Linked DNA regions of Mus musculus: regions 1, 2, 3, 4, 5 and 6 are each linked to region 7. A link is a loop called in an ENCODE intact Hi-C map of the cell type or tissue named here. Cell type or tissue: heart. All regions are shown on one strand.

Region 1 (4,000 bases), 75 kb before region 7:
GAGTTGTGGCTGGTGGAGGATCATTTGCCTGGAGCCTTCTCCAGGACCATCATAAGCCATGTTGTTCTGTGTATGGAACTTCACGTGCCCACAGCTAGCCTGTCCACACCCTTCCTGGAGTCCTCTCCTCCCTTTGCAACCCCCCTTTTCTGGATTCCTCGATGTACCTCTTAAAACAACAACAACAACAACAGTCACCCACACGTGCCACTAGAGGTCTGTCTGGCTTGAGGGGAGCTCGTGCCACAGAACTGGGAAGCAGCTGGTATCATGTATCAGGGAGAGGACTGTGGTCAACTGGGCACCCACATGCCTGAAAAAGGTAGCAGCTGCCACTCAGCTTCCAGCTGCTGGTTGCCATGGTGCCCTCTCCTTCATTTTTTTTCAAGAATTGCTAGAGAGCTAGATTTTCACACCACGTCGTCTCCCAACTTCAGAATGCTGTAACAAATGAAAGGGAAGGAGGAGGAAGGGGAGGGGGAGAGGAAGGAGGAAGATGAGGAGGAAAAGGAGAAGGAGGTGGAAGAGAAGGGGGAGGAAACTGTTCAGGTTACAGAAGCATGCCAGAGGCTGTAATCTTACAGACTACACATTAGCCACTCACAGTGAGTTAAAGCCAGTGGAGAGTGGAGGGTGGAGGGAGCTGTCTGCAAGGTGTGACCCTTAAGTGGCACTTTGAGAGGTGATAACCAGGAGATGGGGGGGGGGTAACGGAAAGGATTGCCGGAAAAGGACGGGAAACTGGCCAGGGCGTGGAAAATAAGGACAGAGTTTGGAGTTTTGGGGCTGGGCTCACCAAGGAGGATGGTGACATCAGATCTCTTGTTCTCTGGCAAGCGCACCTCTCCAACCCTTACTGTCATGGCTTCCCTGATTTCTGGGTTCTGGGAAGCCCCTCTCCAGGCCCTGTCTTCAGATCCCCATTATAACCCCAGCATGAGCTGTCTGTGTCATGCCTTACATGCCAAGAGTTTTAAAACGAAGACATGATCCTTAGTGTAAATGAAAACTGAGACGTACGCTACTATGTGTCTCCCAGAATGACTTGAAACTGGAAAGCCCAGGCTAGAGAGAATCAGCGAAGACACAGACATGCAAGGAGCTCAGACATGGCTGTCCAGAGGCTGACCACGTTGGGAATCTGTCTGGCTAGCTAAGTAAAGCCGAGAACATATGGGTCCTGTCACCCAGCAACCATACTCCAAGGACACCCAAGGGAGCTGGGTAGACCAAGAGACACAAAAGAATGCCCTGTCCAGACAGCCATTGTAATGACCAATAAGTAAGTTAACCTATTCCTGAAGTGGAATACGGCCCAGCCACAAAAAGCCAAAACCAACCAAACAAAACCCGGAACTGTTGCTACTGCAATAACATGCCTCACACTGAGAGAAGCCAGACACGGGAGAACACATGAGCCCCAAGTTCAAGAGCAGTCTAGCCCAGTCTCAGCTGCTGCGTGTCAGCATAGTGTGGGAAGCAGACTCTGAGAGGGGTCTATGAGGACGTGGGTGGCCAGGGGTAGTCTGTTGATCTAAACAGAGCTTACCTGGATGTGTCGCCCCTAGACTGATACCCCGGGGAGTGATTGCTTCTGGAAACTCATCGAACTACTGAGGAGTCCTGTGCTTTCTGTGTGAACATTAGAATTTTTTTTTTTTGGTCTCGTTTTGTTTATAAAGACCATATTGCATAGCTTAGCCACCACATACACATCTTCAGAGAAGATTTAGAGAACACATTTGGGCTCTAACAGCCATTTCCCCCCAAAAGAATTCCAGGATATTCCAGTCAGAAGTTAGGAGGCTGAATCTCTGAGGCCAATCTCGGTGGGAACCATATTTTATAGACCTTATGGGGGAGGGCAAGGCACTGGCTGTGCGGGGTAGGGCAGGGGTGTGCGGGCTGCGGGTGGGAGCGGGGCGTGGACCCGGTGAGGGAGGAATGCAGTGTGAGTTTGTGATTCAGATGAGCGCTGAGCTTGTTTTTTTTTTTTTTTTTTTTTTTTTGGTGCAGATTTGACCCTGAGACCATTCATTGTGGGACTTTGTTCATCGACTTGTGGGCACTTTAAAAACATGACCATATTGGGCTTGGGAATTTGCTCCTCAGCTACAGTAGAAAGTCCAGGGGCTTGGGCGGAAGTGTGGTACAATGGGGAGGCTCCACAGGGACTCCCTGCGGTGCCTGGCTGGGCCAGGGAAGGGATTTCCCTGCGTCTGCTGAGACCTGCCTTTCCGGTCCCCAGGCCTGTGTTTGCAGCACAGCCTCTTCCAGAGGCTACTGCCTTCCAAGGACTGTGGGCAGCCGTCCTTGTCCACAAGGCCAGGGGAGCCAGCACGGGGAGGTCCCAGGGAGACGGATGCCCTGGTGGGTTCCCCTCCCCGAGAACCCAGGAAGCATCTGCACCCCTTCCAGAAGCCGACCTTTGTTCTCCCGGGTCACAGACTGGCTTATCTGGCAGGGTTTGCCTAGTCCAAGTTTCATTAAGGAGCAGGACAAACAACTCCAAAGGAAGCTGCCTCCCAGTTTACTTCAGAGTCAGGAAAAAAAGAGAACTGATGGGGAGCTGGTAGGAGACGCTCACAGTGGCTGTGGGTGGCAGGGTGGGCTCCAATTTTCTAAGAGTAGCATTTAGTGCCCGCAGTGGATTTGATTCAACGCTTACTTCTTGTGTGCCTACTCATGCCAGGCACGGGGCCAGGCTCTACTGATTAATTGTAGTGGACCAGAATAATAAAAATAAGTGAATGGTGTGGTTGATTGGAAGGTGATAAATGCTAAGGAGAAAAAAGTAACAGCGCAGCTGCCAAGGAAGGAGATGAGACTGGAGGGCCTGTTTTTAATGTAAGGACCATGGCAGAGGTGAGTAAGCAGGTAAAGTTAAAAGGGAAGGGACGGGTCAGGGGACAGGGGACAGGGGAGCAGCCTGTGAGGATGCCCAGCAGGCTCAGTACCAACAGTGGGTCTGCTGAGTTGGGGACAGGGAGGCCCAGTTTGCGCTGGAACAGAGTTGGTGTGGCAGCCCGCTAATAAATTAGGCTTTTCTGTGGTGAGTGGCACGGGTTAGAACTTTCCGGAGAAAAGAAAATAGCAGAGTCAAAAGTTTTAAATCTCAAACTCTCTGTCTTCATAAAATACACTCGAGTCAGTTTCTAGGCACCTTCCCGAAGGAAGAACAGGACAGGCGACTGAAATAAACATTAAAAGCTGCTTGCCAAAGCTTTGCTCATAATGGCAACCCCCGCCCCAGTACCTCTCAGTAAGCGCGGGAGGTTCAAGTGAACATGGGGTGCACACACTGTGCTGTTGTACAGTCGGCTCCCGATGTCCGAGGGCTGGGGGTGCATAGGTTCCCACAGCCACGCGTTGTTGGCCAGACTGCGTCTGCACAGAGCATGGGCAACTTTACGCCACTGACCGACTTCTTTAGGGGCCGGTACAGGGGCAGGGCACTGTCCTGACATTGCTGTTCCATCTGGAGAGGCTCTAATGTGCACAGGAGGGGCACATCAGTGTGCGCAAATACTAAACCAACTCACAAAGGGCCCCGAGAGCTCAGGCTCCGTCCATAGAGAGGCGACCAAGATACAAATGTACAGAACTGTTCAAACTGCCCTTTCCCTCTGCGCCCTTTTCTACTGAGGCATTTACCCTACAGCCCGGTGCATGCGGGGCAAGACCCCACGCTGTATAATTAACCACTTCTTCGCGGTTTATTTCTTTTAATATATTTATTATTTATTTATTTGTATGTGAGTAAGGGTGTGGGGGTGTGGGCTTGGGGGCCCTGTGGCATGCATGAGAAGGCAGAGGACAGCTTGCGGGCAGTTAGTAGGCTTCTGTTTCTCATTCTGTGGGTTTTGAGGATTGAACTCGGGTTGTCAGGTTGGGTGGCAAGTGCCCTTACCCAGTGATCCATCTCATCAACCCCCACGTTTTTTGTTTTGAGACAGGGTCTTGTTCCATTGACCAGACTGGCCTTGAACTTGTGATTCTC
Region 2 (4,000 bases), 85 kb after region 7:
AGTGAGTTCTAGGACAGCCAGGACTACACAGAGAAACCCAGTCGGGGGAGGGGGGGGGGCAAAGAAATGCTCAATAAAAAGATGGGTGAGAGTTAATGTTTTGATGATGCTCCCTCCAAACACTACCTAACAAAAACCCCACCCAGAACAAGACATGAGTTGTTGGCCAGGGCTGTCTAAAAGGCTCCCAAAACATACAACCTATCGCTGTTGTCCTTGGCTGTCCCTTACTGCTGAAGTACCATGCATTTCAGAAACAGGGTCCATGCCTGAGCTGGAGGTGACTAGAAGCCGCCATGAAAGCAGGGGAGGCACCGACAGTCCTACAGAGCTATAACACCTATGAACCACAGCAACAAACACAATGGCAGGATAACCCTAAGAGTGCACCAGTGGTATGCATACCACCAGCTCTCTAATTGGACCTAAACCCACTGAACAAGAGAGAAACCACGCCTGGTACTGGGAACTCAGCTAATTCAGTGCTAATGAAGTCATGATCTTGAAGGAGAATCTATAACCAGCACTTTATTAAACCAGTACAATCCCTAAGTACAATTTGTCCTTTCAGTTATTAGCTCTCACCTAAATCTGCACCTGTTTCTCTATGTGCTGATGAAGTCTACAGTTACTTCTACTCTTATAGTATTATCTATCTAATACTGCCCTATCTGTTGCTTGACTTCTGCTCTTGACATCTCCCTGAAAGAGTATGAGCTCTTAGTGGGTTCTTTTGATTTACTTATGCCTTGCTAGCCCCAGACTCAAGACCTTGTACATGCTAAGCAGGCATTCTATCACATGCCTATGTTCCCAGTCTGTTAGTATCTCTATCGCTGTACTCTACCCTACATATCTTTACCAATCCTCTGTCTTAGTTAGGGTTTTACTGCTGTGAACAGACACCATGACCAAGGCAAGTCTTATAAAAAACAACATTTAATTGGGGCTAGCTTACAGGTTCAGAGGTTCAGTCCATTATCATCAAGGTGGGAGCATGGCAGTATCCAGGCTGTTATGGCGAAGGCAGAGCTGAGAGTTCTACATCTTCATCCAAAAGCTGCTAGTGGAAGATTGACTTCCAGGCAACTGGGGTGAGTCTTAAGCCCATACCCACAGTGACACACCTATTCCAACCAGGCCACACCTATTCCAACAAGGCCACACCTCCAAATGGTGCCACTCCCTGGTCCAAGAATATACACACCATCACATCCTCCATCCCCGGCTAGAACTGTGAGGCTGCCAACTGCATGATGACTTAACCAATAAAAGTTATATAGTATGTCTTTAAGCTTGTACATGTTTTTTTTTTAAAACTGCCTAAAATGTGAGCATTATATTTCATATAGATTCAAGATCAATGCTACATAAGAGATATGAATGTATACACTAATCAACATTCAAGAGCATAGCTAAAAAAAAATCAATATTCTACAAAACACATTTAAAAATTTGTATGATTTAAGTTGTTTCTACAGGCCCATTTGATCCTGCTGAAAACATTTAAAGACACTACTTAAGCAAGGTGTCTGCTAGTTTTACCAAGTAGGGAGAATGTTTCATGGATTTCCTAATATTTAAAAGACAGAAATGATTCCCTGTAAAGTCAAGGATAAGGGAGGGACAGGCATTTTGCCTGAGTGTAACATCTTACCCAGAGTAGCGTGGCAAGAGAAAGAACCAAAGGATAACCAAACAGGAGAGGAGGCAAGCATAGTCTGTGTGCAGCACCAGGATTCTCTATATGAAGTCTGACTCTCACACTGATAAAACTGGTACGTGAATTCAGTTTCAAGATACGAAGATCAATATACAAAGGCAGTAGCATTTTTATATACCAACAGTGAGCTAGTGAATAAAAAAAAAAGAAAAGAAAAATCAGGAAAGCAATCCCCACTGCCAAAACAAAAACAACAACAGCAACAAAAAACCCTTACAAAGGACTGGGAAATGAAGCTCAGAGATACCTAAGGTGTCCAACAACCTTTCCAGAGCCTTAGCACTACACTATTAAAAAGCAAAAACAAAGCTAAGCCCCTTAGGCCCACATCTAGCCAAGGGAGTGAACTGACCAGCAACCCCCAGAGCTGTGTCTCTAGTTGCGTATGTAGCAGAGGATGGCCTAGTCACAGCCATCATTGGGAAGAGAAGTCCTTGGTCTTGCAAAGATTATATGCCCCAGTACAGGAGAATGCCAGGGCCAGGAAGCAGTGAGCAGGGTTGGGGGAGGGTATAGGGGACTTTCGGGATGGCATTTGAAATGTAAATGAAGAAAATATCTAATAAAAAATTGTTTTTGGGAAAAAAAAAGTATTTTAGCAAAAATAAAAGACCAGAAGCATCATAATAACTCACATCTCAAAACATACTACCTATAGAAAATAAACAAAATAGCACGGTGCTAGCATAGAAGCACACACATTCAGACTAACAGAACAGCTCGAGATCCAGGAAGTCCCTCCCCTCTCTACCCGCGCCATCACGGACAAAAGCACCCAATCCTGCACTAGAGCAAGGGCAATCTGTATGAGTGGTGCTGGGAACCTCACACACAGCGCACAGACTAGACCCTATCTCCCATCACAGATAAATCAAGTCAAGGGCTGGAGAGTCGGCTCAGTGTTTACACTGGCTGCTCTTCCAGAGGTCCTGAGTTCAATTCCCAGCAACCACATGGTGGCTCACAAACCATCTAGAAGGAGATCTGATGCCCTCTTCTGGCCTGCACAGGCAACAAAATAGAGAAACAGGCAAATGGGCAAACAGGTAAATCAAACCAATTAGTTTCTGTACAACAAACAATACGAGAGAGAATAGACTCTTGTGAGACTATGTCGGGGCCTAGCAAACACAGAAGTGTGATGATCACAGTCAGCTATTGGATGGATCACACGGCCCCCAATGGAGGAGCTAGAGAAATTACCCAAGGAGCTAAAGAGATCTGCAACCCTATAGGTGGAACAACATTATGAACTAACCAGTACCCCGAAGCTCTTGTCTCTAGCTGCTTATGTATCAAAAGATGGCCTAGTCGGCCATCACTGCAAAGAGAGGCCCATTGGACTTGCAAACTTTATATGCCCCAGTACAGGGGAACGCCAGGGCCAAAAAGAGGGAGTGGGTGGGTAGCGGAGTGGGGAGGTGGGTATGGGGGACTTTTGGGATAGCATTGAAAATGTAAACGAGGAAAATACCTAATAAAAAAATAAATTAAAAAAAGAATTGTTTCACTAAAAAAAGAGAGAGAGAATAGACAACCTGCAGCGTAGGAGAAAATATTAATAAACCATTCAACCAACAAGGATGACTGAGTATGACTATCCAGAAGAAACAAGAGACCCAACAGAAAAATAACAGTGATCTGACGTAAAGGGGGAGGGAAGGTTATTATCCTTTCTCAAAGGGTAAATGACCAATTATATTAAAAAATGGTATTAGTCAGAAGGGAAGTGCAAAGCAAACCATCACCAAGTACCATCTGTCACATTCCTGTTGAAGGCCGCCATCAAGAATCAAAATCTATCCATGCTGGCAAAGACACAGAAAAAGCTGAACTGTCACATATCTCTGGTAGTATCGTGAACTTAGACAGCATTATGGAAATTAACATGGAAGTTCCTCAGAGCACTAAAGATAGAACTCCCACAATCTAGTGTCCCACTAGTTAGACATGCAAAGGAAATCAAATCAGCCTAAAAAAGAGATGTCTGGTAAATTCCTGTGGTTATCATGACACTATTCAAAAACCGAGGTGTGAAATCAGCCAAGGTCTTCACTGTATCTGACATCACTACTCCACTTTTTCAGACCTGCCTGGAACTCACAATCTTCCTTCTTAGCCTCCCAAACGAGGGAACCATGGGTGTGTGCCACCACACCTGACATCATTTCTCCTTTTAAAGCAGATCATTTGGGATTTTGCTCCTGGGTTAACATATTCTGAACACCACACTACTCCCTGCTGGATGAATAGCTGGCAAGGACTCTTTCCTGTTAT
Region 3 (4,000 bases), 260 kb before region 7:
TACCTGGCTAGAAAGGACTGCTTTAAGGACGCTATCCTCTTCACTTGTCTAATGAGTCAGGAGCTGATGCCTGCCTGCCAATGTGATCAAAACACACTGTACCAGATTCTCTAAGAACTGGTCACATTTTTAAAAACAAGAGAGTTGAAGGCTGAAGGTTATTTAACCATTTCCTAGCCAAGAACATTTGATCAGTTCAATTTACCAAACTATAAGCGGGGATTGGGAGTTCTGGATTGTGGCTAGTCAAATGATACTGACTAGTAGAACAATGGGTAACCATTACATTCTGAGCAAGAAAAACTATTTAAAAACTAGACTTTTGGCAGGGCAGCGGTGGCACATACCTGTAATCTCAGCACTTGGGAGACAGAGGCAGACGGACTTCTGAGTTCGAGGCCAGCCTGGTCTACAGAGTGAGTTCCAGGTCAGCCAGGGCTAAACAGAGAACCCTGTCTCGAAAAACCAAAAACCAACCAACCAACCAAAAAAACCCTAGACTTTTGTCAAGAGATGGAAAAGAATTGATAGGTTGTTTATAAATTATGCAAGTTTGTCAAATAATTTGATCTCTGTTATTTCCATTTCTTTAAGTGTGAACTACAGTTAATAGTATCTACGAAGATTAAGCAAATTAGCAGACATGAAATGCTATTTGAAAGTACTTCCTCAGTAAGATTTTTTTTTAAGCTCCATTCTTCTGACAGGAATGCTCTATCTCCTAAAAACCAGTGACCACACATAACCAGAAGCAAGATAATTACTTGAAGTATATTCTGCAAACCCGTCTTCTCCCAGCTCCAGAACCATCCGCTCTTTCCACCTCTCCAAAAAGAAGCTCTGTTCAGGTGGCATGGTCTGCTGAAGGATGCGGGTCACACTGGGTATCGAGTTCCTTTGCAAAGGGATCTTCAAAGGGCTTGAAGAAGCATCTGTGTGTGGTTTCCCGGTTCTCTCTTCATTGAAGATAGGAAAGCAGTGTTGTGGGACTCTGGCCTGTGGCTCCGGCTCTGCAGCCTTATGCTTACTCACTGGTCCATACAGTACATCATCTTCCTTGAACAACGACTCTGGAGTCTGGGCCGGGCCTCTGGACAAGACAGAGCGTACTAAACGAGAGTACTTCGCTTGGTCTACTGCTTCGTAAGAGTTTTTCTTCTTCTGGCTACACAAATAAGAGAAAGTGGAGAAACTCACAGGAGGGCTTGCTTTTACAGAAAATCTGTTTAACCTGCTAAGCAGCCTGCAGAAGGTCAGAGGCAGTTTCATTTTTAGACTTCGCCCCTCTAACTTTTCTCTAGTCTGGAAAGTTTAAAAGTGTGTTCTGTTCGTATCTGAAAAAAAAAAAAAAGTGGTGTTAGGTTTAAGACATTTTCTATATTAAAACCATCAAATTGAAAATCACACAAGAGCCGGGTGTGGTGGCGCACGCCTTTGATCCCAGCACTTGGGAGGCAGAGGCAGGTGGATTTCTGAGTTAGAGGCCAGCCTGGTCTACAAAGTGAGTTCCAGGACAGCCAGGGCTACACAGAGAAACCCTGACTCAAAAAACCAAAAAACAAAAACAAAAAAACCCACAAGAACATTAAAAGTGCATACACTAAACTTTTGACGTTTCCAAAAAAAAAGAGAAAATCATTCCCAAGTAAGATTCATGAAAATTGTAAGTGGCTTTTGTTCAATGTTAATGTGTTGGCCGTTTCGGATATGACACCTTAAATCTGAATGTGACAAGGCCTGGAGGCATAGACCAGGAAACTTAAGTTACTTGGGTGGCTGAGGCAGTATGAAATTGAGATTTTGGGTTAGCTTGGCTTTGTCTCTAGAAACAAAACAACTACAATCTGCCCCCCCCCAACAAATTCACAAGTCTTAATTAACAGTTAAACACCTACATCTACATACCAAACTCTTACTAAATATTCTGTATGGGCATCGCTCATCTATTCCTCACGCCGCCCTTTAAAAAGTGGGTGCTACTGTGACCTCGTGGTCCAGACTCGGGACATGTCGCAAGTGGGTCTGCACAGCCCATCCAACGTTAATTCCAGAAAATGATCTCTGCAGGTGTCTCCCATGGCTGCGACAGGACAAGCGTGGCCCTTCGTGCCCGAGTTTGGATAGGGAAGAGAGTATTTAAATAGAAGGTCGGTCAGCGGCAGGGTTCTAGCTGTACCTGAGATGCCACCACGCTGTAACACCCAGCCCGCAAACAACCCTCTCGGGACCCGTACTTTCATCGGTCCCGCGCTTTCCCAAAGCGAGGCGGCCCCAGCATGCACTACGGCGTTCCCGTCGCACCTGTGAGGCGCCATCCCCTCCACGCCCCCGAAGCAGAAGCGCGGGCGCCGTCAAGCCGCGCGTTGTCGCGCTCACGAGATCTCGCGCACGTCACCGCCGCTCGCCATCTTGGACTCTGGCTGAGCCATAAATTGCCCGGGCCGCGGTGCGCGTCCTTTCTCGAGGCGTGCCTCGCCGGCGGAGGGTTCGGAGCCCGCGTTCCCGTCGCGGCCCTCCGGTGCTGGTGTCCGCGTGGCGCGGAGCGAGGGTAGGCTCCCCGCGTAGCTTCTATTGCCCGGCTCCAAGATGGACGGCCGCGGGGACGGGGGAGGCCGCACTGGGGGAGCACGTGGCGTGCCGCTCGCTGGCCTGCGCCCGGGGCTGCTGGGATGGTGGCGGAGTCCCGCGGCCTCCAGCCGCCGTCCGGCAAGGAGGCCGGCGGAGGCGGGGCCGCGGCCGCCCCTGAAAGGCGCCCCGGCGGCGGCCCAGCCTCTTCTTTCCTCGCACAGCCACACGGCCCCTGCTCGAGGCCCGCGTCGCCATGGCCGCGGTTCCCGAGTTGCTGGAGCAGCAGGAGGAGGACCGCAGCAAGGTGAGATCCCTTCCTCGCTCGCTACCTGGGCTGGAGGTTCCCGCCGGCCTCCTTGGGCTGGGTGGATCTTCTCTGGGGCTCGGACCCCAGCAAGATCCCGAGGTTTTCCCTCAACCACCCCTTTAGAGATGGCTTTCCAACGGGGTGTCTCTGCACGCTCATTCTCTGACCAAGGAGACCCAGACAAGTGGGACCCCACTTCTTGAGCTCTCGGTGGGAAGCTGACCGACGCTCTGCCAGTCATTCGACTGAGGCTAATCCTCTGAAGCCCTTAGGAGCGTGGTTTTTTTTTTTTTCTTTTTTCTTTTGCTCCTAAAACTTAAATCGACTACATGGTAATTGGAAAGTGGATCAAAGTTTCGTTTGCTATTCCTATCTCCTTTTAAGAAAATGGCCTTTTCGTTTAAAATAGTGGGGAGATTTCTAACGAGTATCTGTATGTAGCATGGTTTTTGCAACTTGGGAACGCTAAATGTGTCCTCGTGGGAGTTGTAATTTTTAGTAAATCCTGTGTGTTGATATAACCCTCGGGCTGCAAATATCTTGAGGACTAATGCAATAAACAGGGATTGCTATACGGGCAATAAAGGATTCTACTTTTATTGGCTCTTTAAACTTGAATTTTCCACCGCACAGGTAGGTTATGAGTCAGTTTTGTGGACAAAATCGTCAGTAATATGGGAGCTCTTAGATTTTAATAAGAGCTGAATTAAGATTTCATTTTAAGTACCTTTGAATGGGCAAACATTTTTTTTTTTGTTTTTGTTTTTGTTTTTCGAGACAGTTTCTCTGTATATCCCCGGCTGTCCTGGAACTCACTTTGTAGACCAGGCTGGCCTCGAACTCAGAAATCCGTCTCCCAAGTGCTGGGATTAAAGGCATACGCCACCACGTCCGGCGCAAACTTTTTATCTAGTAAGTAAATACCGGTCTCTGGCGCACCAACCAGTTGGATTGTTCCAACAAGGGTATTGTATTGAAATAGAGCTTTGTGCGAGGTGTTTTATTTCTTTTACATTAGAAGAATTAGTTTCTCTCCCCTGGCATATATAATAGGTACTAGGGGCAGGAGAGGCCCTGGTGGCTCTTTTTTTCCTCCTTTTTTGGTACGGAGCAGAATCATTTATG
Region 4 (4,000 bases), 110 kb before region 7:
AGGCAGAGGTAGGAAGCCAGCTGGCCTGCTATGCATATGTGTCCATGTGTCCATGTGTCCTTCCTTCCTTCCTTCCTTCCTTCCTTCCTTCCTTCCTTCCTTCATCTCTCTCTCTTTCTCTCTCTCTCCCTCTCCCCCTCCTTCCCTTCCCTCCCTTCCTTCCTTCCTTCCTTCCTTCCTTCCTTCCTTCCTTCCTTCCTCTCTCTCTCTCTCTCTCCCTCTCCCCCTCCTTCCCACTCTCCCTCCCTCCCTCTCTCCCTCCCTCCCTCCCTCCCTTCCTTCCTTCCTTCCTTCCTTCCTTCCTTCCTCTAAACCTCTTTGAAACAAGGTCAGTGCCTTGTTTATTTCTGTCTCCTGCCCTTGCTATAAGTTGTTGTTGCATAAACCTGCAGAAAGTTGCACTGTGATCTTCCCAGCTCATCTTACAGAGGCTCCTCACTCTGCCATCCCCACACTTGCTTCCATATGGTTTGTTGTCTCTGGTAGCTCCTTCAGGCATGACATCCACCTCATAGTTAGCCACTGATTTCCAGTTCTTGACCAGAACCTGGTGCTCTGCAAGTTCCCTCTTAGTAACACTTATACATCATGTTCATTTTGGGGGCTCCAACTTTCAGAAGCCTCTCTGCCCACCAGAAGCTCATTGTCTGACTCCCCTGACTGCTTGACACACAGAGTGCAAGGCAGGTAGTCTGGGACACAACCCCAGAGATACTTGTAGGAGAGAAGCAGGGAAGCGGGGTTAGTAGCAGACAGAGGTTCAGCTGCTGCTGTGGGTGACATGAGCTTCATAAGACAGAAATATCCTTGGAAAAGGTGTAAATCACCCTCCTTACAGTCATCCCCGACAAAGCCAGGGCATCAGTGTTAGTCAGGATTCACTAGAGGGATAGAACTGACCGGGTGAGTAGACATTACCAATTCAATTCGCTTATGTGATAGTGGGTAGGTAGTTACAATGGCTGACTTCACGCTGGAGAGGCTGAGAACCCAGTAGCTGGACAGTTCATGAGGTTAGATGCCCCAGCAGTTCCAGTGATGCTGAACACTGAATGGTTTCTGGAGAGTCACTGTTGAGAGCCTGAAGAAGCTGGAGTCTGATGTTTTCTGAGGTTGGCAGCAGCAGCAGCAGAGTAGATGCATTCACTATCAAGAAGCAAAGGCTGGCTAGCAATACTGTCATCCCCCCCCCCCCCCCACTTCCCCTGGCCCTGGCCCTGCCTTAGGACCTCTTAATTTCTGGATTGCTGTGAGAAGGTGCTGCCACTCAGTTAATCCTTCTTAGAACCACAAACTCACCTCCAAAGGCATATCCAATCAGATGGACAGTCAAGATTATCCATTATACCAACACCTTTGCAGTCGTTGGCTGGGGATTCCTCTTGGGAGAAACAGATACTTTAGTATTCCCAATCCTAAATTTGCAGACAGTCTTCTGTGGTGTGATGAGAAAGCCCTAGGAAGAGGCAGCTGGAACTTGGCAGGAAGTCAGTGAAATGGCAGAACGGATGGAGAGGAGTGAGCTCCAAGAACCTCTACCCCTGATCTTGCATGTGCTGTGATATCTGGAGATGAGCATCTCTTTTGTGACTCTGAGTGATAAGCAAGAAGATGGTAAACCAACACACAGAAGCTGGTGCTGTGGGGTTGATAGGAGGGAGCAGGAGGGGGGTAACCATGGTTCTTAGTGTCACTGGCAGCTACACTAAACTGAGCCACATTCCTAGTGCATGAAATAACTGTGTCTGTAATTCTCCAAGCCACTGTTACTGCGGTGTCCTGTTACGTGTTGTTAAGTGAATTCTGCTGGAAACAGAGCTATGGAATGAAGAGTTGGGAAAGTCAGCCCAAGCAGCTTAGTAGACTCCGACACACCCGCCGTCTCAATGTTTGCTTCAAGGGAAGTTGAGATGAGATTCTAAGTAAATGCTTGTTAATAGACAGCTGAAACGGTAACAGGCTAGGTACCACCAGTGCAGGGTGCGCCAATTTCCACGTGTTAAGGAATTCAGTTCTTATCCCTTTGGCTAATGACCATGTACTTTGGGTCTCCTTTTGTCATCTGATTCCACATTAAGACACCATCTGACATTAATTGTTGGTTTCTCAGATCCTCTGCTATTCTGGAATGGCTCAAAGGTCACTAATAAAGTCTTTTGGCCAATTTATTAATAGTCACAGCTATTTTTACTTCTGCTTGTTGCGGTGCAACACTGTGTAGTACTGGAAGCATAGGGACGCTGTTTTCCTTTGGTGTCTTTTGTAGGAGCTGGGTGGGGGAAAGGGTTATACAGGACGTCTTGGCATCACCAGGATAAGTAGCTTCGGGGCTGGGCACAACTGCAAATTGCCTCCTTGTCAAGATCCCTTTGACAAGGGAGAAGGCAAGTGTGAGAAATCCAATTCAAGCACACAGGGAATTCGTTGACTCCAGTGATAAGACTCCAGCAATAACGCTCACGCAAAGCTGGCTCCAGCGGCTCTGGTGGGGCACGCACCCTCTCTGCTCTGCGTTCCTCCCCTTTGCTCTTGGTTTCTTTCCACTTCTCTCTCTCTCTGTTTTCTCCTTCTCATGTGCACACACACACAAACCTCATCCTACCTTGCTTCTATTTACCTTTATTCCACTCTATTCCCATGCCATGCAAAATGGCAGCCACGCTTCTGGTTGTTTCCACGTTTTCTGGGTAGCCTTTCCGCGATCCTCTAGCAACTTCACAAGGTCCCAGATTGGGCTTCCCTGAGTCAATCATAGTGATCAAGAAGATAGAAGATTCTGATTGGTTGCCCTGGGTCAATGCCTGTAGCAGTGGGTCAGTCAGGAGAAAGATAGTGGCTAGAAGGGAGTCATGGGTGGAGGAACATCCAGAGCAGTCAACAGAAGGTGGACACGGATGCATGTGGAGTGACTGCCGCTGCCACTACCGTCTCAGACCCACAGATCCAAATTGGACAGCTAGAAGTTCGGCCCCCAAAGCAACCAGCATGTTTAACCCTCTGACCCCTCTGTGAGGAAAGGGACAAACATGTAGCCGGTTGAGACTATTTCGGAGACAACGTCTGGGCACTGGCTCTTTGAGAGACACACCCAGGGCATGGGGCTGAATCCGTGAAACGGGGAAGGAGCACTGATAAAGGGGGCATGTTAGGAAATCAGGAAACGGGACTCCCGTGCCCCTCCCCCAGACCTTCTGAGAAGTGACACCAAATTGTATGATTCCAAACCAGGTGTGGTAGCGCACACCTGTCGTCAGCGCCGAAGCATCGGGAAGAGTTCAAGGCCCACCTGGGCTGTTTGGAGGCTATCCCAGGAGTCATTTGTGGCCCATCTGACTTGGATGAGTGTGAAGGGGGACACAGCGACTACTCTCAGACAGAGAGATAGATGCAAGAGTTCAAGAGGCAGCTGTGGGTAACGCCTGGCCTGGCTTCTGATGTTATAAAAGATCCCAGAGCTGGCCTAGGCCTCGTGACTTTCTGCAGTCACCCGTTAATTGCTACCTGTGCGTTTGGCTCAACCCTTACCAGTGGGGCACGCAGCAGCCCCAAAGGCTTCGGGGCTTTCATACCTTACAGGTTCTGGCTACACGGACTGGACTGACTGATTTGTTAACAGAAAAGATTTTGTTTCCAGGACTGTGGATTCTATGAAACTCCCACCTGAACCCTGCTGAGAAGTTCTTGCTAAGTTGCTTAACTCACTTGCCCGAATGAAAGAGCTGGGCAGTTCTCCGGATAGTTAAAACCTTTAAGACTCTTCAGAAATAGACACAGGGTGAGGTAAACCAGAGCCCGATGCACCGGAATGTTCTTCAGATCAACTTTTGCCTGTGGAACTCATGATAGAGAAGCATTTCCTGTTATAAATGGAAGCCTGGCTATAGTGGGGCCACTTTGCCAACCCCCAACAAACAGCCAACAGCCTCTCATGCAAGCCAGCCTCTTCATTTTTCAGATGTCAAAGGGGGAGAGAGATATCTTTTCACAGGCATGAATGCTT
Region 5 (4,000 bases), 96 kb after region 7:
ATTCTCTAATAGCTGGACTGAATGGAGATCTTCTGTGCTTATAAAACCAAACATAGTAAAGTCTGTGTTCTAAATTCCTCATTCTTAAAACATATCCAGAACTGGCAAACTGGCTCAGCAGGTGAAAGTACTTGCCAGGCAAGTCTGACAACCTAAGTTCAATTCCCAGAACCCACAGTGAAAGGAAAACTGGCTCCTCAAAGCACCGTGGCACTCCCGTACCCAAGTCCTCAGACCATAATAAATATATCAGTACTTGGATGTAAGAATGAACCCACCTTTAGTTTTTATTTTTGTCTCCCCCAAGTACCAGGAAATCCAACAGACTCTATTTTCATTTTATTTGAATGTACACCGAACAAAAAATTAAGCTTTAAAGCCAAGCTTTTACGTTTAGAATGTTTGGCCCTGTTTTAAATACTTTTGCATTCTCAACTAAAAGAAGACTGGAGAGCAGACACCAGTTCACTTTATTACACTGAGTGCTCAAATTTAAAAGTTTATCAGCACTCAAAACCTTTGGATTTAGTCTTTACTATAAATCAACATATACATACACTTAAAATCTTGCTGAGGTTCAACAGACTTCAAGGTCTGAAATATTTGTAGCTCATAGCATTAAACCCAAACATGACTTAATATCAAGGCACAGCTAAGCATGGTCCGTTTTCAAGAAAACTATCCATTTAATCTAATGAGCCAGCCTGCACCTGCAAGCCAGTTGCTATATCCTAAGAAAAAACCAAAGTTGTTATTCAGTGAAAACACTCTGTAGACAGATAAGTGGGTACCAACTGTTTCCCGGCGCACAGATGTAGCAACAGGATAGTATTTCTAGCAGTGAGGCAAGGCCTTGCCAGCAAATCATTGACCAAAAATGGTAACATTGTGCAGACTACAGTGACAAAATGTTCCACCTGATCGCCCAGTTGAGATACTGTTTTACAACCGATTTGAGTAACACTTTGGAGGTAGAGAAGTTTGTAAATTAAGCAAAATCTCTACCATCTCAATACAACGAATGTTTCTCTTTTTAAAGGGCTGGAGTAATTATACGGGCTTTCTGAAAGTTTTTAAATTTGCATCTGAAAAGCAACAACATCATGTCCAGGACTTGCACCCAAAGTTGTGGTAAAGCCTTGTTCTCAGGTAAAGGCAAATTTCTAGCATGGATGAATGGACCCGGCAGGGAAGGGTTAAAAGAGCCACTGCCAAGCTTGACAAGCCCAACGAGAGTGCCACTGAAGCTGATTGCCAGATACGACAAACAAAGCCACGGCAAGGCCACCCGGTTCTTAATCACGCTCACTAGCAATTACTCCGCCCTCTAGAGTGTTCAATAAAATCCTTTTCCTTCTCAGTAAAAAGGGCTGGAAAAGCTCACGGGTCACCAAGCTGGCCTTGGAGAAAACCGCGCCCACACGGATGGTCTCAGGTTCGGCCGCCCATCCCGGGGATCTACCGACTTCGGGATCGAAGGCAGCGAGGCCGGGCCGAAGGGGATCCCGGGCGGCGGCCTGGAACGGTGGGCATGATGCCGCCCAGGAGCTGCCTTGGAACCGACCCCTCCCTTAGCACACGCCCGAGGATCACTCACCATGTTCGCTGGGGCGGACTTCGGGAGGAGAGCTAGGAGCCTGACGGCAAAGTCTGTGCACCTTCGTCCTCCGGGTAGCAAAAGCAGGAGAGCAGGCGCAGGGCGGACGCGGCAGCTCGAGCTTATTAAGGGCGGGCACGAGTTCCAGCCAGACTGCGGCTGCGCGCGCCCCTCGCTCCGCCCACCGTTGCTACGCAACAGGCCGGCCTCCCCAGACAGGCCCCACCCAGGAGTCCCAATAGTCTCCAGACAACTGGAAACCCCTCTCCAGTTAAGGGGAGTGCATGGGTTCCCCGCCCAGAGGAGCGCCCGGGCTGCTGCTCCGTGAAGGGTGGACACAGGACGCTCCGGGGAATCTGGCCCTGCCCTGGAGGCGGGACCACGCGATGCCCCGCCTACCGCGCGGCCTTTGCCCATACATGGAAGTCGCCACCTGGCCAGGTGTGCGCGCCGCTAGGGGCGGGGCCCCGGCGCGGAGTGGGCGGGGCGAATGCCGGTGGGCGGGTGCTCTGCTTGGCGACGAGAACTCTCAAAACGGCTCTCAGGGACCGCGACCCGCATTTTTTTACCTACTTTGGTGCTGTTCCCACCACCCAGTCCTGATTGGTCAGCGCGGCACTTCGGGCCGTCGCGTGAGAGGGAAAAATCTGCACAGTTTTCCTCCTTCCTGAGGCGACCGTGGCTGATCAAAGTGCTGTGTGAGTCAGCGCTTATTCCAGGACTGGAAAACAGGAGTGATTTGTTTATCTTCTGAGCGGGCTGGGAGGAGGCCCAGTGGCCCGCGGGGGGTGCGTGGGGGACGCCGCGTGGCCCGGGACTGTGGGCCGGGCCCCGCCGCTGCGCTTGGGGGTTTCTCATTGGGGAATTGTGTTTTCCTAAAGGGCGGTTGCACGGAAATACTGCTTCCACAGGGCCACCCGCAATCCTAGCCTTGTTTTCTCCGGGTGTTTTTGTAGCGAATAAAAGGAACTCGTAAGACGTGGGATGATCACCTCACTTTTGAACTGAATTTAGGCAACGAGAACATCAGGATCTCTATAAAAAAAGTCTTAATTATCTAAGAAGGCTTTTGGGCAACATGATCGTTGTTTTTCTTTGTTTCTGTTTTCTGGGCGCTATATAAAAAAAATCTACCCTAGGTAGCAAACCGCGGTTCCCATTAGTTTTAAGGGTTTTGTTTCTTTCTTAAGATTAAAGGCAAGTCGTGGCAATTCTAATCCCTTACTGCATTGCCACGGGGTGTTTGGCAGGCTACGGCAGTGGCGTCAGAATCACCTGGAGAGTTTGCTCAAAGATTTCTTAGTTCTGGCTCCGTGCACCTAGAATGTAACCTAAGAGTTTGCCCTTTTAACAAGTCTTTGGTATTAATAATTGGTAATCACACTGAAGAGAAAGAACCTACATCCAGCTGCAGCCCGAACCCTTCTGGCTTATTTTTGTTTTTTTTTGGGGTTGGTTTTTTGTTTTTTTCTGCTCAGGACTCTGACCCCACTAAATGAGACTTCATTTAAGGACGGTTCAACCTATCATTGGTGTTTCGTCCTCCACAATCCTGTCCAAATACAAGAATGCTGTTTACTGCATAAAATTTTCTGTGCCTTCTTCCAGATTTTTTTTTTTTTTTTTTTTTTTTTTTTTGTCCTGGAACTCACTTTGTAGACCAGGCTGGCCTCGAACTCAGAAATCCGCCTCCCAAGAGCTGGGATTAAAGGCGTGCGCCGCCACCACCCAGCTTCTTCCAGAATCTTAAGCAAGTCTCTCTGGCTCCTCTGCCTCTAGCCTCACTCCCTCTCCTTATGGATTTGCCCAGTAACTGTGTTCCTATCACCTGCCAGCCTGGATTTTTTTTTTTTTTGACATATTTCCAGCGAATCCGTTTTATGTCTTTCCATAATCATTAACTTCATGGAAATCAGGGAACGGGGAGGGGACACCTTTCTTGGGCTTTCATGGATGTTTTGTGGCTATGAACTGTTTTTTTTTTTAATATATTTGCCACTGTTCCCAGATCAAACTGGGAGTCCCAGAAAGACAGAAATTTGGGGTGCGTTCTACATGAAGGGGCCCAGCCCATCAATGTGCTACATGTTTAATAAATGTTTTCCTAAGTGAGCCAGTATCTGAAGATGGTTTAGGATTTGTCAGACAAATTAATGTATCTGCTCACCGTAACCTCAAATGAACTCCCACCGAACTTTAACCCCCACATTTACCCCCAGTTGCTCTAGCTATTTTTATTCTTCTCATTCTGAGAAGGATCAAATTTTAATAAAATGCTATATTGACCAAATGTTGAAACCTAATTCCCAATGTGATGTAATACTATTTGAAAGTCGGTCTTTAAGCTAACCTAGGTTGTCAGGTCAGAGCTTACAAGAGTGGGAGAAGATCGCAGTGTATGAA
Region 6 (4,000 bases), 170 kb before region 7:
TTTTTTTTTTTTTCTGAGATAGGGTTTCTCTGTGTAGCTCTGGCTGTCCTGGAACTCATTTTGTAGACCAGGCTGGCTTTGAACTCAGAAATCTGCCTGCCTCTGCCTCCTGAGTGCTGGGATTAAAGGTGTGCACCACCACTGCCTGGCTGCCTTTCCTCTTTAGGTGCTAGGATCTTCTCTCAGTTGTGACAGATGTTGCTATATGTCCCCTATGGAACAGTGGGATCCTACTTGCAAACTGTTATTCTACATATATCCTTACATATCCATGCACGTGCATGTACGATAGTAAATTTTCCAAGTTGTATTTTATTAGTGTGAGTGTGTGTAATATGTATAGAGAAGTGCATGTGTGTTGTGATGCCAAGTGGAAATCTGAGGACAGGTTTCAGGAGTCAGTTCTTTTCTCCCACCGTGGATGCTGGGGATGGAACTCAGGTTATCTGTCTTAGGCCGTAAGTGCTTTAACCATTGAGCCAACCAACTGACGCTGAAAAATGCTTTTAAAAATGATACTAAGGGGCTGGAGAGATGGTTCAGTGGTTAAGAGTCCTGACTGCTGTTCCTGAGGTACTGAGTTCAATTCCCAGCATTAGGTCTAAAAGGCCTTAACCTTGTCTCTCTTGCCCATCATTGGATCCTGTACTTATTGTTGTTGTTGCTGTTATTGCTATGTGTTTTATTATTATTTTTAGACAGGGTCTCACTACGTGGTACAGTGTGGCATTGAACCCATGATCCTCCCATCTCAGCTTCCCAGCAACCACATGGTGTCTCACAACCATCTGTAATAGGATCTGGTACCCTCTTCTGGTGTCTCTGAAGACAGCTACAGTGTACTCATATACATAAAATACATATATCTTTTAAAAAATGATCTTCACACATATCTATTCCATATTTTCATTAGGGGACTCTTTGTTAGTTTCTGTAACCAGACAAATAAAAGTAGGACCTTATTATTTAATATGGGGAATATGTATTTTTTGACAAACATGCCTGTTATTTTCTGTCCAACTCAACTGTAAACTGGTAGAGTATTTTCCGAACCTACACAAATATTTCTTGAAAGAATGAATAACAGAGATTAAGTTCTTTAAATGCCCTGAAAGAACAGGTTAAATATTTCACAATATAAATATCAGCTATGGAATAACTTTCCCTTGGTTCCCGCTTGCCAGCTGTACTTTAAGAGAGCCCACACCTTAGCTCCTCTATCTCCATTGACAGAGGCTGGAGATCTGGAGGCTGTTGGATCCCAGATGTCCTGGGACTCCACACACAGAAGCACAGGCTGGCCACGGTAATGAGTGTGGGGTTCTGCCTGCCGCATGGCAGTCTCTCAGCTTCACTCCTTCCACCAAGACCGATGGGGCATCCAGGCCTCAGGGATGTGTCTGGCATACCCAAGGGCCTCGCCCACAACTATCCTGCTCTGTCAACACCTGGCTTTTGTGACAGGTGGTGGCCTTGGTTCTGGAGAAAGTGCCCTTTCCAAGAAGGTGAGGGCATGACTCCAGTGTGGGTGATCAGCCTGAAGTCCATTCTGGCTGATTCTGGGCAGCCTGCCCAGTTCCTTCTCGGAGTGCAATTGACCTGGCACATCCTCTGGATTTGATTTTCTGTTTCCTGGAGGGGCATAGTTGGCTGCTGGGCAGGTGGCCTGTGCCAAACATAATTAGGGTCTACTTATGGTGGACACTCTATTTGTGGAGGGCCTGCTAGCCATTACTTCCTCTGGGTCCAAGGTAGAGTGAATCTATACAGCAGGTGGAGGGGACAGGCCAGAGAAAAAGGCGACTGAGGAGAAGGCCATGGAGAGTGCCGAGTCCCGGAGGTATTAGATGAAGGTTATTAGACCTGCTCTGGGGTCCTCTCCACGTGGGTCTCTCTGGGATAATCTCACAAGAGCCCCATCAATGATGGTTGTAACAGTGGCATAAACAATTCAATGAAATATTATATGACTGGGGATCTCAGTCCGCTTTATGTGGTTCTGTCTATATGGCTCTTAACATTTTTAGTTTTGAGAGATGGAGTCTCACTGTGTAGCCCTATCTGGCCTGAAACCGTCTAGGTAGACCAGGCTAGCTGCAAACTCTTAGTGCTCCTCCTGCCTTTGCCTCCTGAATGCTGGGATTAAAGGCATGAGCCACCACATCGGGCTCTGTGTGGTGGATTAAAGAAAACCCAGTGGGCTTCAGTGGCATGTTTCCTAAGAGAAGGACCTGGCGGGAGACGCCTGACACAGTCTAACCATTGGGATCTGGTGTGTATAGTAGGCTCTTACCTGCTGAGGGGGCGGCAGAGCTCTGCCCACATTCAGGGCGAAGGGACGCAGACTGCACTTCTCAGTGAGGATCTTGTCTGATTGTCTAAAAGAGGGAGGAGGGGCTACGGGGGCCGTTTGAGATAGCACCATCTGCTACAGACTATAATGGATGAAGACAGAATGAAAGCCAGTGTCTTTCTTCAGTCTAGGAGCCTGAAAGCTCTATCTCCTACTGTCATTCCCTTGGAAGTTTCTCTTGACAGCCCATTGGGTCAAGTTCAGTGGAACCAGACACAATCTCTGTCTCTTCTGCTTCTGCTGTGTCTCACTGTTGGTAGTGTTAGCTCAAGTGAGAGAAGAAAATACAACGGCTCTCTTCTATCTGCTGTTTCAGTTTCTGCTGTTTCAGGGTGGTCCACTGTGGCCCCAAGCACCACGTAGAATATTCCAGAAACAAACAATTCAGAAGTTTAAAGTTGCATGTTGCTCTGATGAAATCTTTCAACACCTGCTCCACCCCACCTGGAAGGTAAATACCTCTTCGCTCCATGGATTCCTGCTGTGTACACCACCCACACGTTAGCCACTCTGGCTGGCTTGGCTATCAGATTCTCTGCAGCAGAACTGCAGTACTGTGTACATTTACTTAACAATGGCTCTCAAAGGCAAAAGTTGTGATGTTCTACGTTGTTATAATTTGTTGTAATCTCTGGCTGTGCAGAGTTTATGAATAAACTTCATCAGAGGCATGTGTGTGTGTGTGTGTGTGTGTGTGTGTATGTAAGCACAGTAACAGGGCACTGCAGGACCAGTAACTTGTGTCCACCCCAGAATCTCCTTTACCAGTCTCTGGTCCACCCTTCCTTCCTTCCCACTGAATCTATTCTTAGCTCTTTGTTGCAGGAGTGATTGGCATTCTTGTGCAGCCTCTTGTGGATGGGGACACCTCTGCTCCCCTGAGATGCTTTTCCTGTGGTCACTGTTGGTCCCTAGTCAGTTCTTGTCTTGTTGGCTTGGCCTCTCGCTGGCACTGAATAGAATAGAGAAGCAGGAGACAGGTCCGCACATCCATAAACAGAGGTGCCCAGAATCACTCATTGAAGAGTGAGTGGTCTGCTCTGTAACTGGTTCTAGGACTATTGGGGATCCATGGTGGAAGAAAGAAACTAGATTCCTATCTCTCATCATGGGCAGAAGTAGCTCAAAATGGATTGAAAATATAGAGCTCAGACTGGAAGCTATGAAACCACTGGAGGGAACACACGGAAGACACTAAATGGTGTTGGCCCAGGTCAAAAAGAAAAAAAAAAAGTAGAAAAAAATATTCAGGCGTGTGGATGTGGCCTTAAAAGCACAACAAACAGAAGCCAAAGCAGGAAGGTGGGACTGCAGTAAATTGAAAGCTTTTCATCCAGTAAAGGGAACAGAGACAGTTGGCAGAAGAGAAGAAAATATTTGCAAACCATTTTATCTGACAAAAGATGAAGTTCCAGGGTATATAAGGTACTCAAACTTACCAGCAATATCCTTAATAATCCATTAAAAAATTGGTGAATGAGCTAGGCATGGTGGTACCCACCTCTAGCCCAGCACTCCAGAGGCAGAGGCAGGTGGATCTCTGTGAGTTCCAGGCCAGTTTGGTCTACAGAGTGAATTCCAGGACAGCCAGGGCTACACAGAGAAACCCACATTGTGGAAGGAGAGAACTGACTCCTGCCAGCTGTC
Region 7 (4,000 bases):
GCCAGGATCGGCTTCTGGGAAAAATTAAAGACAAATAGTGAACCAAGATGAAGAACAACCCTGCCACAGAGAAGTCTTTGGGCCCTTGGTGGATTTGGGTATCACTTTAGGCTGCATGCTCAGCCTGCAGTCTTCCCTGGACACTAACAAACACGACTGAATGGATGAATAAATGTTCTTACTTATCCCCACAAGAGAGAGTAACTGTCTTACAGTCCATTTATGCCCAGGGAGGTAAATGCCCCACCATGATCCAGCCAGACTGGCTGCTAGCAACTGCTGACCAGAAGCTGGGATCCTTAATTTTATTTCAAGTGAATCTCAGCTCTGGAAAATGACTGAGTGTGGAAAGGTGATCTATAGTGATTCCTGCTGATTAATCATTAATTCCCTAAGACACTGAGATTCAAACCAGAAATAAATAGTTTAGTTTCAGCCTAACCCCTCTGTATTCTCTCCTTGCAGTTTTACTATAGACCAACAGCTGTCAAGTAGCAATGGCCAAAGGGGTGCTCACAGAGGAACTGAGGCAGGAACTCTGCAGCCACAGAGGCTGGGGCAGGTGTAGTCCTTTGGCCTTTTAGAACACTAAATCTTAGAGGCTGGGGAGGTGGCTCAGTGGGTAAAGTACCTGCTATGAAGGCCCTGAGTTCAAATCCCAACATGAATGTGAACACTCCAGGTGCCACCTACAATCCAGCACTGTGAAGATGGAGACCGTCACTCACTGGTCAGGCAGCTGAGTTAAAGGAGTGGGCTCCAGGATCATAGACAGACCCTGCTCGAGCAATAGAGAGAGAGATATGCCTGATATCAAATTCTGTGTGGACTCGAAAGGGGGGTGGGGGACAGAGGAGAGAGACCAAACTTCATTTCAAAGAGGCTGATCTTGCCTCAGGCTCAAAGGAATAATTTTAAGAGCTGCAGTTAAAATGGTTATAACCTAAACTTAAGCTGGCATGGTGTTTCATGCCTTTAATGCCAGTACTCAGAAAACAGAGGCAGGAGGAACTCTGTGACTTTGAGTTCTAGGCCAGCCTGTTATACAAAGCAAGTTGTGGGACAGCCACATAGTGAGACCTTGACTCAAAAAAAAAAAAAAAAAAAAAGAAAAGAAAAGCACTTAAAGTTAAGTTATTTCAATTGAACTTGGTTTTGAAGAGAGGCTTTTGTGTTGATGAGATGGCACAGGGAAACTACTTTTAAGTACTTTCTATGCAATCTGACTGAGTTTTGATCCCTAGAAACAGCCATGGAAGGAGAGAATCAAGCAGAGAGTTGGTGCATGGTGGCATATGCACCCCTCTTCTAAGTAGGTGTTGGTTGTTGTTTTTTTGTTTTTATAAAGGGGTAGCTGGCTAATATTTGGAGTATCACTAGATCAATTTCCTGGGTTGCTATCATATTTTCTTGGGCCAAAACCTCATGGTCCCAACATCTGAAATCAAGTGTCACAGGATGGATGTAACTCTGCTGTGTGATTTGTACAAGGACAGTATATTATTCTGTTTAGGGAGTGGCTTTTCTTATCAAAATTTCCACCTCTATTTCTTTTGTTCTTTCCAGGTCTTCCACCTCAATTCTCCCACTTATTCAGTAAAATATGGAATGCAGAATGCAGTGCCTTTACGGATAGATAAGGCCCCATCCTCCCTGCTCTGACCCTTGCAGAACTCTTCTTTAGACCCAGAGGCTGGTGCTTTGTGTGACGTTATTTGGGTTTAAATAAGGCATTTTCCCAGTTGTTCACGGTTTGTGCAGTCCTCCTGAGGGTAACATTCACGGCCACCTCAGCCCGGCAGTGTGGAGGAAAAGAGCAGCCTGCGGCCAAGGGGATTCGAACCGCAGTCTATCGGCCTAGGCGGAGCCAAATCCGAATAAGCGGTGGCGTGGAGAGCGGAGGCCTGGAGTGGGCGGGACCGGCAGAGGACCTCCCTAGGTGGGCGGGGAGTTAGAGACCCGCCCCCGCGCAGAGCTGAGAGTTGCGCTGCGCGGCTCCGCCCCTCTTCGGCCCCGCCCCCCGCGGCTCCCCGCAGCTCCTCCTCTCTCTCATTGGCTGAGACGTAGACCCTCCTTTTTGGCCAATGGTCGCCACCGCGGCGCGGCCGTCCGCGGTCTGATTGGTCAGAGGCCGGCAGAGTGGCGGCTAGTGAACCAATAGGAAGAGGCAGCTCGATGAATGGCTGGTCCGGGTGGGGAAGGCAGGAGGCGGCGATCCCGGCGGAGGGGGCCGTTCGCCAGCTCCGAGGCAGAAAGTGCCACGACTCCACACACGCGCACGCAGCCAGCGAGCGGCCGGAGCGGACGGCGGACGGGGCGGACGGCGCCAGGGTCGCAGTGTGTGCAGCTGCTCAGGGGCGGCTTCTCGGTGGAGGCTCGGCCGGCTCCCCTCTTGCGGTTCCGCGGCGGCGGCGGCGGCTGCTCTTGCCCTCTCGCTCTCCCTCTCGCGTCTCCCGCTGCAGGTAAGAAACTTGGCCGGGCCCTGCAGCGGCGGCGGCGGTGGAGGCGCGCGGGCTGGGCCGTCGGGGCGCCGGGCCGGTCGCGCCGCGAGTGACACGTCTCCTCGGCGGCCCCTCCCCCGGCGGCGCCGGCCCGCACGCCCGCCCTGGCGGTAGCCGCGGCCCCTCGAGTGGGACGGAGCTGCGTGTGCCAGGCCGAGCCCGTGCAGGGGCGTCGGCCGAGCGCGCCCCTCGGGGTGGATTCCCCCGGCCGGCAGGCCAGGAGCTGCGGCGGCCCCGCGGCACGACGTGGCGACCCCTCCCTCTCGGCCGGGCCGTCGGGCCGGCCCGCGCGCTCCGAAGTTGGGCTAAGAAAGTTGGCGGCGGGGCGGGGCGGCGCACAGCTGGCGGAGGAAGGGGTTAAGTTTCGGGAAGCCACCGGATGACGTTGCCGGGCCGGAGTCCGGGCCGGAGGGGGTTGGGGGGGCGGAAGGCGGTGGGCCGGCCTGGGACGAGGGCTGAGACTGGATTGGCGACGCGGGGGCCCAGAGCCCCGGGCTGCGGGCTGTGGCCACAGGACACGTCGGCAGCCCCGACGGGGCGGGCGGGGGCCACAGGGCTCGCCGCGGGTGCCGTCCGGGACTGGCCGTAGCAACTTCCCGGAGTACGGGATGAGGCTCCCTGCTCCCCCTGGCGGCAGGGCCGCAGCACCGTTTCACGGCGGGTCCTCGCGGAACCGGCACGAGGGTGCGGGACCTGGCCAGGGTTGGGGCCACCCGGGGTCCTGCCTGGCGTCTCTTTCCCGCGCCCATGATTAGTGGACCCGTGGTGCTAGGCCTGGGCGGAAGTCGGCACCTCCGGCCCGGCGGGCCAAGCGCCCTGGCACTGGGCCCGCCGTCTGTCCCGGCCCGCCAGGCTCCCCGGCAGTGCCCGGGGAAGGGAGGCCGGTTGACCCGGGCTTACTGCAGGCTGTGCAGGATGCTTCAGAGACTCTTTCCCGTAGGTGTCACGCTTCGTCGACAGTTGCTAACCAAATGCTTTCTCTCAGAGGTTTCCCATTTCCCCATCTGAGAGACAGCAGTGGAGACCCAGCACGTGTAGGGAGTAGCCAACTGGTATTGACTGTTCTTGTGGGATGTGTGTTTAGGGACGTGAGAGACAAGGGAACAAGGTGGAGCCTGGCTTGCACTGCCAACCACTGCAGAAGTCGCACACCTGGATTCCAGCCCCATGAACACCGGAGGGTCATGTCTCCTAACCTCTGAACCTGGGGTTTCTTTATCTCTTGCCTGAAGATAGTACCACCCACTCACCACTGAGGTCAGGGGAACTGAGCAGGAAGTGTGAGATCTTGTGCAAAACCGAGGGCAATTTGGCAATCAGTCCTCAGGTCAGAGGTCAGGACTGGGAAACACCAAGGAAATGAAACTTGGATGGATCCCTAGAGCCTCCCACATCTCTGTTTGCTAAGCTAGCAGTTCATTTGCTTAAAGCCTAATGGTGGGGGTTGGGGTCCTGGGTTGAATTTTGTGTAAAGACTCACATTGTAGGCTGAAGAATTG

Evidence for each region. Hi-C counts contacts between places; a loop is a spot of excess contacts. Peaks named below come from ENCODE experiments on the same cell type or tissue, not always from the same donor. Only the 100,000 strongest peaks of a DNase experiment are listed, where the experiment ranks them.
Region 1: it touches region 7 in a loop (7-fold over the local background); 5 of 42 quality-filtered maps call a loop at or near these places.
Region 2: it touches region 7 in a loop (8-fold over the local background); 8 of 42 quality-filtered maps call a loop at or near these places.
Region 3: a loop joins it to region 7, with 4 times the contacts of the local background. A loop is called at or near these places in 13 of 42 quality-filtered maps.
Region 4: it touches region 7 in a loop (5-fold over the local background); 2 of 42 quality-filtered maps call a loop at or near these places.
Region 5: a loop joins it to region 7, with 5 times the contacts of the local background. A loop is called at or near these places in 8 of 42 quality-filtered maps.
Region 6: a loop joins it to region 7, with 2.0 times the contacts of the local background. A loop is called at or near these places in 4 of 42 quality-filtered maps.

The regions. Positions count from the first base shown.
Region 1 is chr2:144,084,688-144,088,687 of GRCm38, reverse strand. The region is part of intron 2 of Banf2os (a long non-coding RNA gene); the gene reads left to right. Among named protein-coding and RNA genes, the nearest start is that of Banf2, 54 kb to the right of the region's middle. In heart, no CTCF peak of the experiment used is centred here; a DNase peak (open chromatin) is centred at 2,247; H3K27ac peaks cover 1,765 bases; H3K27me3 peaks cover 1,986 bases.
Region 2 is chr2:143,924,629-143,928,628 of GRCm38, reverse strand. The region is part of intron 1 of Dstn (destrin); the gene reads right to left. Among named protein-coding and RNA genes, the nearest start is that of Dstn, 11 kb to the right of the region's middle. In heart, no CTCF peak of the experiment used is centred here; no DNase peak of the experiment used is centred here.
Region 3 is chr2:144,269,249-144,273,248 of GRCm38, reverse strand. It overlaps Snx5 (sorting nexin 5), which reads left to right and starts at 2,347. Exons shown (of 14, transcript NM_001199188.1): 1 at 2,347-2,548; 2 at 2,790-2,872. The coding sequence starts at 2,822. It overlaps Mgme1 (mitochondrial genome maintenance exonuclease 1), which reads right to left and starts at 2,345. Exons shown (of 5, transcript NM_028984.5): 1 at 2,177-2,345; 2 at 765-1,334. The coding sequence starts at 1,269. In heart, no CTCF peak of the experiment used is centred here; a DNase peak (open chromatin) is centred at 2,498; H3K4me3 peaks cover 2,396 bases; H3K27ac peaks cover 2,644 bases.
Region 4 is chr2:144,121,349-144,125,348 of GRCm38, reverse strand. All of the region lies in intron 2 of Banf2os (a long non-coding RNA gene), which reads left to right. Among named protein-coding and RNA genes, the nearest start is that of Gm5535, 66 kb to the left of the region's middle. In heart, no CTCF peak of the experiment used is centred here; a DNase peak (open chromatin) is centred at 1,728; H3K27ac peaks cover 276 bases.
Region 5 is chr2:143,913,245-143,917,244 of GRCm38, reverse strand. It overlaps Dstn (destrin), which reads right to left and starts at 1,914. Exons shown (of 4, transcript NM_019771.2): 1 at 1,598-1,914. The coding sequence starts at 1,600. It also overlaps a transcript of Bfsp1 not described here. In heart, no CTCF peak of the experiment used is centred here; DNase peaks (open chromatin) are centred at 1,784 and 2,294; H3K4me3 peaks cover 3,229 bases; H3K27ac peaks cover 3,523 bases.
Region 6 is chr2:144,181,123-144,185,122 of GRCm38, reverse strand. All of the region lies in intron 2 of Banf2os (a long non-coding RNA gene), which reads left to right. All of the region lies in intron 1 of Gm5535 (predicted gene 5535), which reads left to right. Among named protein-coding and RNA genes, the nearest start is that of Gm5535, 6.2 kb to the left of the region's middle. In heart, no CTCF peak of the experiment used is centred here; a DNase peak (open chromatin) is centred at 1,572; H3K27ac peaks cover 574 bases.
Region 7 is chr2:144,009,461-144,013,460 of GRCm38, reverse strand. It overlaps Rrbp1 (ribosome binding protein 1), which reads left to right and starts at 2,198. Exons shown (of 24, transcript NM_024281.2): 1 at 2,198-2,462. In heart, no CTCF peak of the experiment used is centred here; DNase peaks (open chromatin) are centred at 2,120, 3,050 and 3,670; H3K4me3 peaks cover 2,452 bases; H3K27ac peaks cover 2,465 bases.